Linked DNA regions of Homo sapiens: region 2 is linked to region 1. Evidence: read pairs that join two places in POLR2A ChIA-PET (ENCODE). Cell type or tissue: CD4-positive, alpha-beta T cell. All regions are shown on one strand. Each heading gives the region's core, and the rest is flanking DNA. Links, peaks and the distances in the headings are about the cores only.

What was found. ChIA-PET counts read pairs that join two places held together with the same protein. Peaks named below come from ENCODE experiments on the same cell type or tissue, not always from the same donor. Only the 100,000 strongest peaks of a DNase experiment are listed, where the experiment ranks them.
Region 2: POLR2A ChIA-PET joins it to region 1 with 5 read pairs; 5 of 35 experiments call an interaction of 5 or more read pairs at or near these places.

The regions. Positions count from the first base shown.
Region 1 is chr12:106,743,589-106,751,927 of GRCh38, reverse strand. RFX4 (regulatory factor X4) reads right to left here. Exons shown (of 18, transcript NM_213594.3): 16 at 4,329-4,491; 17 at 1,135-1,273. The region is part of intron 1 of LOC100287944 (a long non-coding RNA gene); the gene reads left to right. Among named protein-coding and RNA genes, the nearest start is that of RIC8B, 27 kb to the left of the region's middle. In CD4-positive, alpha-beta T cell, for the core only: no CTCF peak of the experiment used is centred there; a DNase peak (open chromatin) is centred at 3,857; H3K27ac peaks cover 1,490 bases; H3K27me3 peaks cover 71 bases.
Region 2 is chr12:106,824,995-106,833,333 of GRCh38, reverse strand. RIC8B (RIC8 guanine nucleotide exchange factor B) reads right to left here. Exons shown (of 10, transcript NM_001330145.2): 4 at 7,514-7,608. Among named protein-coding and RNA genes, the nearest start is that of RIC8B, 54 kb to the right of the region's middle. In CD4-positive, alpha-beta T cell, for the core only: no CTCF peak of the experiment used is centred there; no DNase peak of the experiment used is centred there.

The sequences.
Region 1 (8,339 bases), core at 47-8,046:
TTCTGCACAGCAAAAGAAACTACCATCAGAGTGAACAGGCAACCTACAAAATGGGAGAAAATTTTCGCAACCTTCTCATCTGACAAAGGGCTAATATCCAGAATCTACAATGAACTCAAACAAATTTACAAGAAAAAAACGAACAACCCCATCAAAAAGTGGGCTAAGGACATGAACAGACACTTCTCAAAAGAAGACATTTGTGCAGCCAAAAAACACATGAAAAAATGCTCACCATCACTGGCCATCAGAGAAATGCAAATCAAAACCACAATGAGATACCATCTCACACCAGTTAGAATGGCAATCATTAAAAAGTCAGGAAACAACAGGTGCTGGAGAGGATGTGGAGAAATAGGAACACTTTTACACTGTTGGTGGGACTGTAAACTAGTTCAACCATTGTGGAAGTCAGTGTGGCGATTCCTCAGGGATCTAGAACTAGAGATACCATTTGACCCAGCCATCCCATTACTGGGTATACACCCAAAGGACTATAAATCATGCTGCTATAAAGACACATGCACACGTATGTTTATTGCGGCATTATTCACAATAGCAAAGACTTGGAACCAACCCAAATGTCCAACAATGATAGACTGGATTAAGAAAATGTGGCACATATACACCATGGAATACTATGCAGCCATAAAAAATGATGAGTTCATGTCCTTTGTAGGGACATGGATGAAATTGGAAATCATCATTCTCAGTAAATTATCGCAAGAACAAAAAACCAAACACTGCATGTTCTCACTCATAGGTGGGAATTGAACAATGAGATCACATGGACACAGGAAGGGGAACATCACACTCTGGGGACTGTTGTGGGGTAGGGGGAGGGGGGAGGGATAGCATTGGGAGATATACCTAATGCTAGATGAGGAGTTAGTGGGTGCAGCACACCAGCATGGCACATGTATACGTATGTAACTAACCTGCACAATGTGCACATGTACCCTAAAACTTAAAGTATAATAATAAAAATAAATAAATAAATAAATAAAGACTGTCCTCTCCTTGGGGACACACACGCTGCACACACAGTATGCATAACAGTTTATGAACTGTGTTAACCAGATTTGGCACCAAGTATACCAAGGCCTGGCCAAGAAACCAGGACCACTGACTCACCTGTGCAGAGCTCCTGTGGTAAGGGGCATAGTGGAGTGGCCCAGAGATAGCTGTGTCATGAGGGAGGGCCGGATACTGGCTCTGCATGGGGTGAGGATGCTGGTTGCCATAGCTCCCATAGTTATAGCTTCCCGTGTATCTAAAATGCATCAAGCACATTGAATAGTGTGAGTAATAGCAAGAACAGATCAGTTTGACACCTTTTTAAAAACCTCATCTATTTTTTTTCCTTTTTCTTCTTTTTTCTCTTTTCTTTTCTTCCCCCCTTCACCCCCAATCCCATTTTTCTTTCTTTCATCTGTTTTTTTTTTTTTTTTGAGTCAGGGTCTCATTCTGTTGCCCAGGCTGGAGTGCAGTGGCATGATCTTGGCTCACTGCAACCTCCGCCTCCTGGGTTCAAATGATTCTCCTGCCTCAGCCTCCTGAGTAGCTGAGATTACAGGCATGTGCCACCATGCCCGGCTAATTTTTATATTTTTAATAGAGATGGGGTTTCACCATGTTGGCCAGGCTGGTCTCAAATTCCTGACATCAGGTGATCCACCCACCTTGGCCTCCCCAAATGCTGGGATTACAGGCATGAGCTACCGTGTCCGGCCTCTTCTTTTTGATTCTTACCATTTCCACTCTTGTGGCCTTGTTATGGTTAACTTAAAACCCCAGGTTGATTTTCCTTCTCCCTCAACACCTAGAAGATACCTCCCTTACCCCCCAGCCAGCGTTCAGGGATGAAATCTAGCCCTGAGCCAAACATCATTAGTGATGGAAACCTCTACTCCTGCTGTGTTTAAAACCCCTGTTGTATCCTGAAATCAAATAGGGATAACAAAAAACAAACCACTGTGAGATTTATGTTTTTGTATCACTCAGGCCTCTGCTTCCACATCATGGGGAAGGATGTAGTGGGTTTCTGTAAGCTGTCTCCTGGGGGGAGAGCACCATGGCGTGTTCAAACAGGCATCAAAGACCCTGGTTCTAAATCAGGCTCCACGACTTTCTAGCTGTGTGACTTTCATGACCCTGTTTCTCACATCCATAAAAATGCTGCGCACGGTCATTCTGAGGATCGTATGTGTGAACACACTCCATAAACCAGAAAGTCCTGTGTAGACATAGCCTATTATTATCACTGTTCTTCTTAGTAAAATATTTATGGTAAAGATGCTGACCTATGACCATGTGAGTATTTTTTCTGCTATTTCTGCTGAATCAAAAATCTCTCTGAAACAGAGTTTTCAGAGTCTATTCTAAATGTGTGGAAATACTCTCAAAGGCCCCCTGAGAAAATAATGGTTGCCCGATTGACTGCTCAGGGGCACTTGAACCTATGGAAAAGTACACCAACATCCAGGCCTGTGCCCACTGTCAGGTCACCGCCGTGCTGCATTATGCTGGGCCAACTGTGGAAGGGACCTGAGAAATCCTCCCCCTCCTCCTCCCATGTCCCCCACAACTGGTCTGTTGGAACCTGGCCTGTGAGTGGTGAGGCCCACTGCACCACATGGTAGGAGCTCTCTTTTTTTTTTTTTTTTTTTTGAGTTGGAGTATATCGCTCTATTCTCCAGGCTGGAATGCAGTGGCGCGATCTCAGCTTACTGCAACCTCCGCCTCCTGGGTTCATGCAATTCTCCTGCCTCAGTCTCCTGAGTAGCTGGGGCTACAGGCACCCACCATGCCCAGCTAATTTTTCTTTTCTTTTTTTTTTTTTTTGAGATGAAGTCTCCCTCTGTCGCCAGGCTGGAGTGCAGTGGCACAATCTCAGCTCACTGCAGCCTCCACCTCCTGGGTTCAAGCAATTCTCCTGCCGCAGCCTCACGAGTAGCTGGGACTACAGGCGCGTGCCACTACGTCTAGCTAATTTTTGTATTTTTAGTAGAGACGGGGTTTCACCATGTTCGCCAGGATGATTTCGATCTCCTGACCTCGTGATCCACCCCGCCTTGGCCTCCCAAAGTGCTGGGATTACAGGTGTGAGCCACTGCGCCCAGCCCATTTTTGTATTTTTAGTAGGGAGATGGGGTTTCATCATGTTAGCCAGGCTGGTCTCGAACTCCTGACCACAAGTGATCCACCCACCTCGGCCTTCCAAAGTGCTGGGATTACAGGTGTGAGCCACTGTGCCCGGTCAGGATCTCTTGTTAATATCATAAGTGCTTTTCAGATCACTGCTCATTAGACATTGTAAGGTTAGTGTCTTTTGATAAAGACAGTGCATAATGGCAAAGAGCTATGAGGATTCAAGTAACACTTTTGTATGGATTTGTAGTTCATTCATCACAGCAACATCACTCCACGTATTTGAAAAAGAAAAAAATATGGGCAAAACAAATGATGCATTTTTCCAGGGCATAAAACACCGCTAGAACCTATGGGAAATCCCCTGAACCTCATGAATAACTGCAGCCTAAAGGGACCTCCAGCCCTCAGGTGGGGAAGCCCTTCTCTAAATGGAATCATAAAAGACTTGAACCTAAGATGAAGCTCTGTAATTCTGCGAAGTGTACAAAGAGCCACCCAGGGGAACTGCTGAAAGGGGTTTTCAGCTGAGGCGTTAAAGGAGTAAAGAGGGAGGAACACAGGCTTTGGAGTCAGACATTTGCTCAGTTTAGGCCCTACCATGTGCCAGCTGTGTGACCTTGGGGAATGGAAGATAACCAAACAAGTTTCAATTTCCTCATCTAAAATGGGGTCACTAACACCTTCTTACCTACCTACCTACCCTGGTTGTTGTGGGGATTACACAATACAGTGCTCAGGATATTGTGGGAACTCAGCAAAGGGTAGCACCCTTCCTGTTCTTTGAGAAAATAGCTGCTAAGGAAACCCCTCTTTAGATCTTTTTTCTTTTTCTTTTTTTTTTTTTTTTAAGACGGCGTCTCGCTCTGTCACCCAGGCTGGAGTTCAGCGGTGCGATCTCAGCTCACTGCAACCTCTGCCTCTCAGGTTCAAGCAATTCTCCCACCTCAGCCTCCCAAGTAGCAGGGATTATCGGTGTAAGCCACTATGCCTGGCTAATTTTTGTATTTTTAGTACAGACAGGGTTTCACCACGTTGGCCAGGCTGGTCTCGAACTCCTGACTTCAAGGCCCACCTTGGCCTCCCAAAGTGCTGGGATTACAGGGTGTGAGCTGCTGTGCCCAGCCTCTTTAGATCAAATTTTAAAAGTCCAGCAGCATCCCTGGAAAGTTACCTACCCATGTTCCTCTCTGTGGGGATAAACTGGTATCCTGTGTGTGACGGAGGAAGAAGGCACATGAGTGTTCCTCATACAGGGCAGCTGTTGGGAGTTCTCAGCTGGGGACCCAGCAGCCGTCGTCACTGTGTATGTTAGAGACCACGTGTAAGACTGCATTGCTCCTGCAGAGACAAATTAAGACGTCTTGATCATTAACAGTTCTCATATCCCTTGTTCTTCCTTACTTTAGTGGCTTCCCTTTGTTCTTAAGTTGAAGGCCAAAATCTTTATAAGACATGTATCTCTGACTCTGCTGAGCTCACCAGAGGCATCCCCCATCCCCTGTCTTTGTTTTGTCTGGTCCAGCCACAGTATCTTTCATTGTCTCCAGAGTACCACAATTCCCAGCAACTCAGGGCCTTTGCACGTGCTGTTTCTGCTGCCTTATTACCCACTCATTCTTCCTCTCACAGTCCAAAAAGCTGTCCTCTTCCTAACCCCAGACTAGGCCAGATCCCTCACTGTACTGTAGGCCTAAGTGGTGCCTACTGCAATTTGTAATCCTACACCCATTAGTGAATGTGATTAGATTAATGGCCCCCTCACTAGACAGAAAGCACCATGAGGGTAGGGGCCTGGCCTATTTTGGCCACCAATGGATTCCCAGTGCTTAGTACAGATCCTGACTGCCAAAACACTCAATAAAAATTTTAGAAGGGAGAAAAGGGAAGGGAAGGATAGGAAGAAAGGAAGGGAGGGCGAGAAGGAAAAGGAAAGCCTGGGGAAATACAGCCCAGATAGGCACTGCAAATTAACTTTTCAGCGCTCAACTCAACAGGTGTTAAGGATCCAACAAATTGCTTTAAGCAAACATAAGTAGATTACTGGGCTCTGCCAGCTCAGGTCTTTTTGAAGATTATTAGACAGTGACCTGGACAGTGACCTATTCCATACAAATTATGAATTCCCTTTGTCTATTTTTTAATTTAATTGGATACCTTGAAAGTGCTAAAGACTGGGGGATAAAAACCTGACAAAATTAAATGCTTAATATTTTATGAGATGGTTAGTTTTTTTTTTGTTTGGAGACAAGCTCTCACTCTGTCACCCACGCTGGAGTGCAATGACATGATCATGGCCCTCACTGCAGCCTTGACCTCCCGGGCTCAAGGGATCCTTCCCCCTTAGCCTCCCAAGTAGTTGGAACTACAGGTATGTACCACCATGCCCAGCTAATTTTTAATTTTTTTTTTTTTTTTTTTTGAGATGGAGTCTCACTCTGTCACCTAGGCTGGAGTGCAGTGGCATAATCTCAGCTCACTGCAACCTCCACCTCCTGGGTTCGAGTGATTCTCCGGCCTCAGCCTCCTGAGTAGCTGGGATTACAGGTGCACACCACCATGCCTGGCTAATATTTGTATTTTTAGTAGAGACAGGGTTTCACCATGTTGGTCAGGCTGGTCTCGAACTCCTAACCTTGTGACCCACCCGCCTTTGCCTCCCAAAGTACTGGGATTACAGGCGTGAGCCACCGCACCTGGCCTTTAAATTTTTTATAGACACAGGGTCTCACTATGTTCCCCAGGCTGGTCTTGAACTCCAGGTCTCAAGTGATCCTCCTACCTCGGCCTTCCAAAGTGCTAGGATTAGAGGCATGAGCCACCGCTCCTGGGCTAGAATTTTTTTTAATGATAATTTGATAAATCATTAATAGCAATACTAAACTCATCAGACAACTTAATTTCTGATAAATTTTAAAATATGTTAGTATGGTGGAAATAATTAAACTTGTTTTAGAAGGCAGAGGTAATGGGATTCAACATCCCCCTTTAGGTACATGGAAAACATGAAAGAATTTAAGGGAGGACATTTTTAAGGTGAAGTAAAAGAGAAAATTTGATCTCCCATTCTGTATTTTCTGCAGCAGACCATTTCTATCTAAAAATTCCTCTGGAAAGATAAAGGAAAGGTTTTCATTTTAAAAATTAGTCCATTCCATCCCAGGGACTTTGCAAATAGCATATGAGAGGAGCTGCATTGATATGGAGTAGTGGGAGGAAGCAGAGTTGGTGGATCAGCGCTGTGCCAGTTATGTGACAGAGACTCGGTAAGGAATACCCTTGAAGAAATGTGGAAATGGTGTCCTATTTTAAATACATTGGCTTATTGTTAAAAGAACCCTTTGGTGAGCCCTTTCATAAATTGAAGAATCTTTTAGAATGCAAATAATGTCCTTTGTTGTAATGAGGTGACAAAGATTTATTCTAAGAGTATGAAAGGAGACACCATTATTGAGCATCTCTTACAGACCATGCACTGTGCTGAGTGCTTGTCACACACCCTTAAAAGAACGTTATCCCCCATTTATAGATGAGGAAACTGATGGTTAAATCCAAAAGAATTTAAGGGAGTGTATAGCAATATAAAAGATTCGAGACAATAAAATGGAAGTGGGAATGAAAGAAGAAAGAAAAGCAGAATTGGAGGCAAAAAATGCAATTCAGAATGAGGTGAAACATGCCGCCCAAATTCTTCCTATATGTGAACTTTAAACTTAGATATGAGTTTTCCAGGAGCCAGTGCTCCTGGAAGCCTGAATAGTTAGGAGCACTAAGACTGACGATCGCTCAGGAGTTTACTGTCCTCCAAATTCAGAGCAAACAGCAATATCTTTAACTATGAACTGTTCAACAATGTCCTCAACACCCTTACAATGGACTTCATCTTGATTCTAAGGACGGTTCCTTTTGTCAACACTAACTGCAGGCTAATGGCATCACACAAAAGTCCAGTTCAAGGAAACTTAGAATGTTAAATAACTTGCGCAAGGTCCCAGAGTGAGTGGGTGGTTCAGTCGGGCTGTGAACCCACACACTTTGTGCCACACACTTTCTACTCTCTACCGTTGTGTCTCTTTGCTCTGGGTTCTGGTTCTGCCAGGTACTAGCTATAAGATCTTGGGCAAGCCTGTTAAACTTTATGAGCTTCTGTTTCATCATCTTTAAAACAGGAGTAATAATATCTATCTTGCAGGACTGTTGTAATATATGTCAGAGAGTTTGGCACGTGGTAGGCTTTTAATGGTATGCAAACACTCTTCATTATGAATTCAGGTATTCTTACATGAGAACTTCTTAAAATAGATATTTCTGTATTTCTCATTTCAGACCCCAGGGAAGAAAGGCAAGTTTCTTGGGTGAGATTCTATTACCAGGGATGAAACATTTGAATAGCAACAGTAATTTAGCCAATTACGGCAAATTTCTAAACATGTTTTTCTATAAAATTACTAGTGTCCTTACTCACCAGCACAGCTGAAAGTACCCCTTCCTGCTTTGCACATCTATTCCATATTCTTCCCCCAAAAGATAATGACTTTAGCAGGCTACATGTTAGGCTTGATTTATAAGTACAAGAAAATGGGAAGGGAAGATCCCCAAAATGATCACAACTCAGATGACTGGATTATGCATAATTGCCCTCCTCTATGTTTTGAACTTCATGTGAAATTATATTACTGTTACAGTTTTTTAAAATGTCATGTTTATTAAAATGGGTTATCATTGAGTGGTGGGATTGAGGAGAGTTTTACAGTGTTTTCCCTTATTTTACTTATCTGTATTTTTCTGTAAAGAATGTGTATTGCCTCCGTAAAAAGAAAAACATTAATACATTAAACAAAGTTTAGAGTTGGAAATGGAAGCAGAAAGGGTGAGAAGTTTGGGAGAACAATGAACCAGCCACAGCAAGCAAGTAATTAACCCTTGAAGCCTCTGGGACCTCAGGCGAGCACAGCGAGGTCAATGGATATTGAAACGGGGCAGCCAAGGAAACCAAAGCATGTTTTTTTCCAAGCAGTGGGAAGAAGTCATGATAATAGCCATCACCTGAGAGAATGCAACAGCAGTTACTTTTGTGTGAGCCCCGGAGCACAGCAACTGTTCCTTATTCATCTCTGTATCCCCAACAGAGGGTGTGCCAAATAGTAGGTGTTCAGTAAATTTTCGTTCCATTGAATTTGTTGTTGAAG
Region 2 (8,339 bases), core at 141-8,140, 81 kb before region 1:
CACCACGCCCAGCTGATAATTTTGAAAGTTTGTGGCAGGTTAATTTTAAAAATCTATTTTAAAATATTAATCTCTATGTTATCCCTTTTTATTATTTGTATATAATTTCATTATTTCGTATGTCAGTTTAGCAGCATATATATATAAGGTATATGTAAATAAATATACTTGAGGGTGTATTCAAAAATTTTTATTGATTAGGAATATGATCAAAATATTTAGAGGCTAATGGCACACAAAACACTGTCAAAAAACTTAGCTGTGAATGGAAGGGAAGAAACAGGGTCATATCTCTGAGGTGACAAAGATCCGATAAAAGATTTTTTTTTCCTCACAAAAGGGATAGATCTCAGCATGTCACATATTGAAGGGATAAAGCCCAAAGAAGAGACTGAAGAACTAGAGGAGGAGTTCAATGCTGAAATAAGGCCTCAAGAGGCAGAAGAAAAAGGTGTGGGCATTAACCTTGGGCAGCGAGAGAGCCACTTAATTTCCTGAGATTGGCAGAAAACAGGAAAGAATAGGTACATTTTACAGTACACTTATAGGTAGGGATGGGGAATTAAGGGTTTAAGAACGATCCTGCTTGACAGTTTCCAATTAGCCTCTTAAGAGGTCAGCAAGATCATCTATCTATCCATCCCTTCATCCAACTAATATTTATTGAGCATTTACTAAGTATACCTGTTCTAGGTGTTGGGTATATAATGGCAGAGAAGACAGACACAATCTTCACTCTTTTTAAGCATAAATTTTTTTTTTTTTTTCATACAGAGTCTTGCTCTGTCTCCCAGGCTGGAGTGCAGTGGCCCCATCTCAGCTCACTGCAATCTCAGCCCCCCAGGTTCAAGCGATTCTCCGGCCTCAGCCTCCTGAGTAACTGGGACTACAGGTGCCCACCACCCGCCCATCTAATTTTTGTGTTTTTGGTAGAGACGTGGTTTCACCATGTTGGCCAGGCTGGCCTCGAACTCATGACCTCAGGCGATCCACCCGCCTTGGCCTCCCAAAATGCTGGGATTACATACAATTTAATGAAGGAGAGAAACAATAAACAAGTGGAAAAATAAAAAATGAAGATTATTTCAGTTAGTGATAAGTACCATGAAAAAAATAAAGCAGATGATAAGATAGTGACAAGATATGTGTGTGTGTGGTGGCAGGGGGCTGGGAGGGAGTTCTTAATCTAAATTAGGCAGTCAGGGAAGGCCTAACTGAGGAAGTGACATTTGAGCTGAGTTCTCAGTGTCAAGAAGGACTCAGCCTCTTAAAGATCTGGGAAAAGGATTCCACGCAGTAGACAGAGCAAGTGTAAAGGCCCTAATAAGGAATCTATGTCTAAGGAAGAGAAAGAAGAGCAGAGTAGCTTGAATACAAAGTCATGCAGATTGTGGAATGGTAGGCTCCTGGAGGCAAAGGGAGGAAGTGGCTCCATGCCATGCAAATGTGTTGCTTGATAACAGAAAGACGGATGCTCTCGGGGCAGAGAGTTCCCAAGGTGAAGGCCAATGCCTCAGATCCAATTCCATGGATTCATCCAATACAACGCAACCAGAGATGGTTTCCCTCATTCAGAAGTTACTGGCATATTGCCATGATAACAGCATTTTGCCCAATTTATTAGGCAGAGACTCTGACACTTTAGCATGATAGCATGATATTCTGCCCTGAAGTCTTGTTGAAAGGGTTTAGATTTAATCCAGATGTCAGGCTTCAATGGCCATGCTAAGATGTATTTGAAGGCTTTAAGCTCTCTCATAATCTCACAACCCCTACACCATGTTGCCAGGCCACCCCAAATATCCATAATAAAAACTAAGTAAAAACATGTTATCTTCTGAGGACAAGGGGGTGCAGAAGGCCTTTAGAGAGTTGCAAAGGTTTGGTAGAATCATATACATAGGATGAAAGTGGGAACTGACCAGGGGAAACAGATTTTCTACATAAGACTGCATATCATAAACACATGCAAAGTGATTAAAAAAATTTTTTTTCTCTTAATCCTTAAGACAGAGAAGAGCCACGAAAGGACTTAAAGTAGAAATCCGCTTTTTGAAAAACACCTCTGTGTGCAGTGGAGAAGATGGAGCCATCTGTCAGGTTAGGTAAAACTTTCCCTTAGGGCTCAGCAGCCTGTGGAGAAAGAAGGTGGGCTGACAGATCTAGGGTTGAGTGCTTTAAGACTGGCAGGACATGGTAATGGAGTGGAGCAGGTTGAAATGATGAACAAATGTTTTAGAATAGAGATGGAAGAAAGGAAATCTATAAGAGGACTTAGAGATAGGAGAAAAAGGAATCATCAGAGGACTAGAAGTCTGGAAAAGGCCAGGACAGGTATCATTTGAGCAAGGAAGACTTTCTTCATCATGACAGACCATACTTACATTGCCCTTTGAATTCTATTAGCAATTATTATTTGAATAATTAATTTACTGGGAAACTACTAAAAAAAAATCTGTGATATCTCTCTATCCCTGTCTCGAATTGTTATTTAGCTTTCCTAACATTTATGTCTTTTCTCCTTATAAAAAAAATAAAGCAGATGATAAGACAGTGACAAGATATGTGCATGAGGGGGAGGGAGGGTCTTAATTTAAATCGGGCAGTCTGGGAATTTAGTCTCCATGTTCCTCCAGGTATGCATTGTGAAGTCCTCTAAGACCAGTGTTCAGCTATAGTTCAGAAAACATCTGTTCACCTAGATGACTGTCATTTACAGAGAGTCAGCTTAAAGAGCTAAGAGCTTTATGATTACAACAAAACCAATCCAAACCCCTTCTCAATCTCTCCAAAGTAAATTATCCTTTTCTGTACAACTATATAAGCTTATTCATGTCTAATACCGCACTCATCAAAACAACTCTACCTATTTACTTACAAATCTGTCTTATCTATTGATTAGCGAGTCATGGAGAACAGAGACTGTGCTGTATTCACCTTTGTTACTCAACATAGTGCCTAACACATAGTAGTGCTTAATTAATAAACAAATGAAATCAATTTTCAAACATTTATTAAAAGTCTGCCTTGTGTAATTAGAAGACAGTATTGTTAAAATGTTAATACAACCCAAAGCATTCTATAGGTTCAACGCAATCCTTATGAAAATCCCCATGACACTCTTTTTTAGAAATAGAAAAACCCACTTTAAAATTCATATGGAATCTCAAGGGACTCTGAATAGTCAAAATAATCTTGAAAAAGAACAAAGCTGGAGAACTCACACTTACTCATTTCAAAACTTACTATAAAGCTACAGTAACCAAAACAGTGTGTTACTGGCCTGAAGCCATACAGACAAATGAAATAGAATAGAGAGCTCAGAAATAAACTCTCACATATATATATTCAAAGGTTTGGTAGAATCATATATACAGGATGAAAGAGAGAACTAATCAGGAGAAACAGATTTTCCACATGAGACTACAGATCATAAATACTTGCACAATGATCCCCCACCAATCCTGCTGCCAAAAAGTTTTCTCTTATTCCTTAAGACAAAGAGGAGCCATGACAAGATTTAAAGCAGGCATTTGCTTTTTGAAAAACACCTCTGTGTGCAGTGGAGAAGATGGAGCCATCTTAATGAATAAATGAAAAGAGTTACGGAGAAGGATGGTGGTGATGGTTGCACATTATAAATAGAACCACCAAATTGTACACTTAAAAGATAGCAAATTTTATAACTGTATTTTACCACTATAAAAAAAACTGAAAGAAAAAAAGACTGCCATGTTTAAGGCATTGTATTTAGCACTGTAATAAGGTGTTATTAGGTACTGTATTATGTACTATATTGTCCCCTTCAATATGTGAGACAAAGTGAATTAGTCTAAACAAAGAAACAGTAACAAAAAGCTTTATAAATACCAATGTACTCAGTGAGTAAAAGAAAACGAGATTGAGAGCCTAAAATAAATTAAATCAAATCTGGTCCTCCCCTCCTCTCATCAGCATATAGGCCATCCTGATTTCTTCCCTTCTCTCCAAAATAAAATAAAACCACAACCACATGCCAACTTTTTTGGGCTAAGTATTTATGCATAAGCTTGTTGATTATGGACTGGAGTGCTGAAAATACTTTCAGGCACATAGAAATGAACAGAATTAGGATGTCCTTCAGTGGAGCAAAAAAGGTGGATCATACCAACAACCTACCTGTTACCATTAAGTACAGACAAAAGGAAATGAAAGAATAGATTTTAAAAGCCATATAAAATGTTGATTAGTGGAAATGAAGGTCAAGGTCTGCTGTCTTTACGAGCTAACTCATTTCATCTCTATGTCCATGTCCTCTTGACTTCTCTGAAAAAACTGCACTGTCTTACAAAGACAACGTATCAGAAAAAGCTGCCAGGCTATTTTTTTTAACCTACTTTTCTCCTAAAGCACCTTTATAGGCTCCTAACATGCATATATCATAGAACTTATCTGGCTTCAGAAACACTTGGATTAAAAGAAAAAAGATGTCTTTACATGATCACAGGATGAACATAGGCATAAGTTCCTAAACAGCGTATCAAAATCAACAAACAACTTTTAAAAAAAGATTTAAAATAACTAAATATTCTAAAATCCAGTATGTTTATCATAATACTAATAGAAGTAGCACATCAGTGGCACAGTGGCAGTGGTGGCAGCAGCGGCAGCAAGTGCCATTTACTGAGTATTTTCTCATTGCCAGGGAAGAGGTGCTTTATGAACCTCTCATTTAATCACCATCACAACTCTTTGGGTTTGATGATAACGCACAACCATACACTGTGCTACCCAGGGTTACCTATTTCATTAAACTTTTCTTTAAAGCAAATCAAAGTGTCCAAAAAAAAGCAAAAACAAACTTAGAAAATAACTTTCAAAAATGGAATTTGAGATGTTACTTTGAAATCCTTTAAAAAAATTTTTATGCTTAAAACACACACACAGAGAAAAATTGTTTTCAGGATCACTACAGAAGCTTCCTAAAATAGCACTTTGAGGTTAGTGCCATTTTCATTGAATTTAAATGGATTAGCCTGGAGTCATTACTGCTCAAAATGATACTAATCACTCTAATTCTGATTAAAGGAACATGCAAGGCCATTCCAGATAAACTGTTAAGTCAGCAGCAACCTCAATCTCCCAGGAAAGCCTCTGAGAAATACTCATAAATCCTGTCTGTGGCTCTAGGCATGCTCCTTATTTACAGTGAAGCCGATAGGTTTTTATCAAAATAACTTTTAAGACAAAAGCAAATTTAAGGAAAAAAGCTAGCATCACTAAGGAAAATAAATACGACTTCTTTAAAAAAATTTTATTTTAAAAACCTCTATTACATAGTTTTGCTCTCTTTCAACAAATACTGGGTGCTGCGTCAAGATATTAAATTCATTATTCGGAGAAATCTTTGGCAATGTATTTGTGACTAGTATAGCAATTTTGGTCAAAGTGCCTTCCTTTCACATCCTTGTATGATTATTTAACTTGTGATATCTGACTTCTTAAAAAAAATCAATTTACTCTTGGGCTTATAAGAGCATTTTCTTTTAGTTTTAGGGTCTAAATTTCTAGTGTCTCTTAATTACGAAAAAAATTACAGTGGGTCAAAATGTTTAATAAAATCTTGTTAGGATATGATTTATTGCAGTTAATCTGACTTTTTTTAAAGGTACTGTCTTAAGAAAACTAAAGGAATGTTTGATTTGTAGCTACAGAAAAACAATTACATTTTTTAATCAAGAAAAACAGTCTTTTGACAGGCTGCAGGGCAGGGAGTACACTGAGATAACCTACCAGCAAATTCAGTACAATATCAAATAATAAGTTGCTGATCATAACTAAAATAATATGGATTTAATTGAAAAATAACAATTAAGCATATGTTTCACTTTATACTGTGGCTGTGTTTCTATAGTTTTATTTAAGCCGTATTTTGGAAAACTGAATATTTTAAGTGTTCAAAAAGGAATTTCTACTATTAAGAACAACCCTATGTTAAATTCTTTGTAGAGTTAATGCCAAAGTAATTTGTTTGCAGATATGAGTTTATTTGAATTGTTTAAAATGCCATTTGTATTCATATAGAATAAAGCATCATGAGTAGCATCATGATGAAGTCAGAACTCTTGTTATTGTAAATCTGATCCAGAATGGAAAGAGAACTGGAAAAATGCATTAATTCTTATTCAGTTGTTCTCAGAGTACAATAAATTTTTACAGCAGTCCGTTAATAGTTCTAACGGACAAGTCGCAAAATTTGAACTATTTTATTTATTTATTTGAGACAGGGTCTCGCTTTGTCACCCAGGCTGGAGTACAGTGGCGGAATTTCGGCTCATGGCAACCTTCACCTCCTGAGGTTCAAGAGATTCTCCCACCTCAGCCTCCCAAGTAGCTGGGTCTACAGGCGTGCGCCACCACATCCAGCTAATTTTTGTATTTTTAGTAGAGATAGGGTTTTGCCATGTTGCCCAGGCTCAACTCAAGTGATCTGCCCGCCTCAGCCTCCCAAAGTGCTAGTATTACAGGCATGAGCCACAGCACCCAGCTGAACTATTTTATATATTTTATTTACTTTTAAAATTAATTAATTAATTTTTTGAGATGGAGTCTCACTCTGTTGCCTAGGCAGGAGTGCAACGGTGCGACCTTGGCTCACTGCAACCTCCACCTCCCAGGTTCAGTGTTTCTCCTGCCTCGGCTTCCCGAGTAGCTAGGATTACAGGCATGTGCCACCATGCCCAGCTACTTTTTTTGTATTTTTAATGGAGACGGGGTTTCACCATGTTGGCCAGGCTGGTCTCAAACTCCTGTCCTCAAGTGATCCACCGGCCTTGGACTCCCAAAGTGTTGGGTTTACAGGCATGAGCCACCACACCCGGCCTATTTTATATATTTTAATGCTAGACACTATGCCCTAATTCTTACAAGTTTTTTTAAAAAATAAAACTATCATTGCCAAAATATATACTTTTTGGTAAGTACTCTTCAAATGAAATTAGTGAGAGTACTAGTTAAGTGTAGTAATTAAAAGCAGGGTTTAAATCCCAGCTCTTTCACTTGTTAGGGCTGTATAATCTCAGAGAAATTGCTTGATCTTTCTATGCATCAGTTTCCTCAACTAGTAAAAGGGAAAAATTGCAGAATCTACCTTATAATGTTGGCATGGTGATTAAAGAAGTTATCGTTATAAAGCACTTAGCACAATGCCACAGAGTTAAGTGTTCAATAACTGTGTACTATTATTGTTGTTCTGGATAAAACCAAGAACAGTAACTATTTGTGGCATTTGCAACAAATGCCAAATTCTCTTCTCCTGTTGAGCCTCAATATAACAAAGTGAAAGGGGGCAGAATAAAAATTTCTCATCAGGGCATAGTAATGATTTCCATGATAATGATTTCTGACCTACCAGTTACCTGATTTACTGTAGTATTTTCACTTTCTTGTGCTTATAACAATTGAAATTAGATGCATAAAACCAAGAACAACTGATGATGTCCTTCATTGGGATATCAATACAGAGCTTACCCACCTGTGTAGCTCTTCTGTTTTGTCTTCAGTTGGACCTACGATTAGTAAACAATGACGAAGGACAGCTGCCATTACACGGAACTGATGAGAATCACTCTATGGCAAATAAAAAAGAGAGGAAACATTGGGGGTTGAATGCCTGAACAGTGGGGTCTGCTACTTTACTACATCTCTTGCCCACCCCAAACAAGCATTCTTATACCATACATTTTAGATGGCAGAATATCCTAGGAAGAATTCCTGAGGCAATACTAATAGTCACTATCTCTTATGAACAACCATAACCACTTCTAGAAATGCTGACCTAGCCACTCTCATTTACCTTCTTAAGATTCAATTCCGCTAGAGACTTTTTTTCATTTCCAAAAAGCCTAAATTCGTTTTTTCTATGGTGCACTGTTGCAGTTTACTAACCATTATAAAAGTTTCAACAGATGTGATGTTACCAGGTTATTTCAGAGACTGGTTGTACACCCTTAATAAAAATGTCTCATCTCTTAACTTTCAAAGCAATAAATCCACGAACTTCATTTTAATCAATCTTAATATCCTAATTCCCCCAGAACTACCAGCAAGTAATGAAATACAAGTGATCTCCAATGTTTACTCATTGGCAGTGGTATTAAAGAGACACAGGGAGTTAGAGGCAAGAAGGCAAACAGTAGGAAATAAACTAAGCCCTGAATACTCATTTGGTTTACTTCTTCATTTTTAGTGAGATCTTGGGCCATTACACCTGCTTTAATTATCTGCATCAAAGTCATATCTTTCTTCTTCCAGATTTTAAATAATTAAGAAGACACATGAAATTAGAGACAATTGTGATA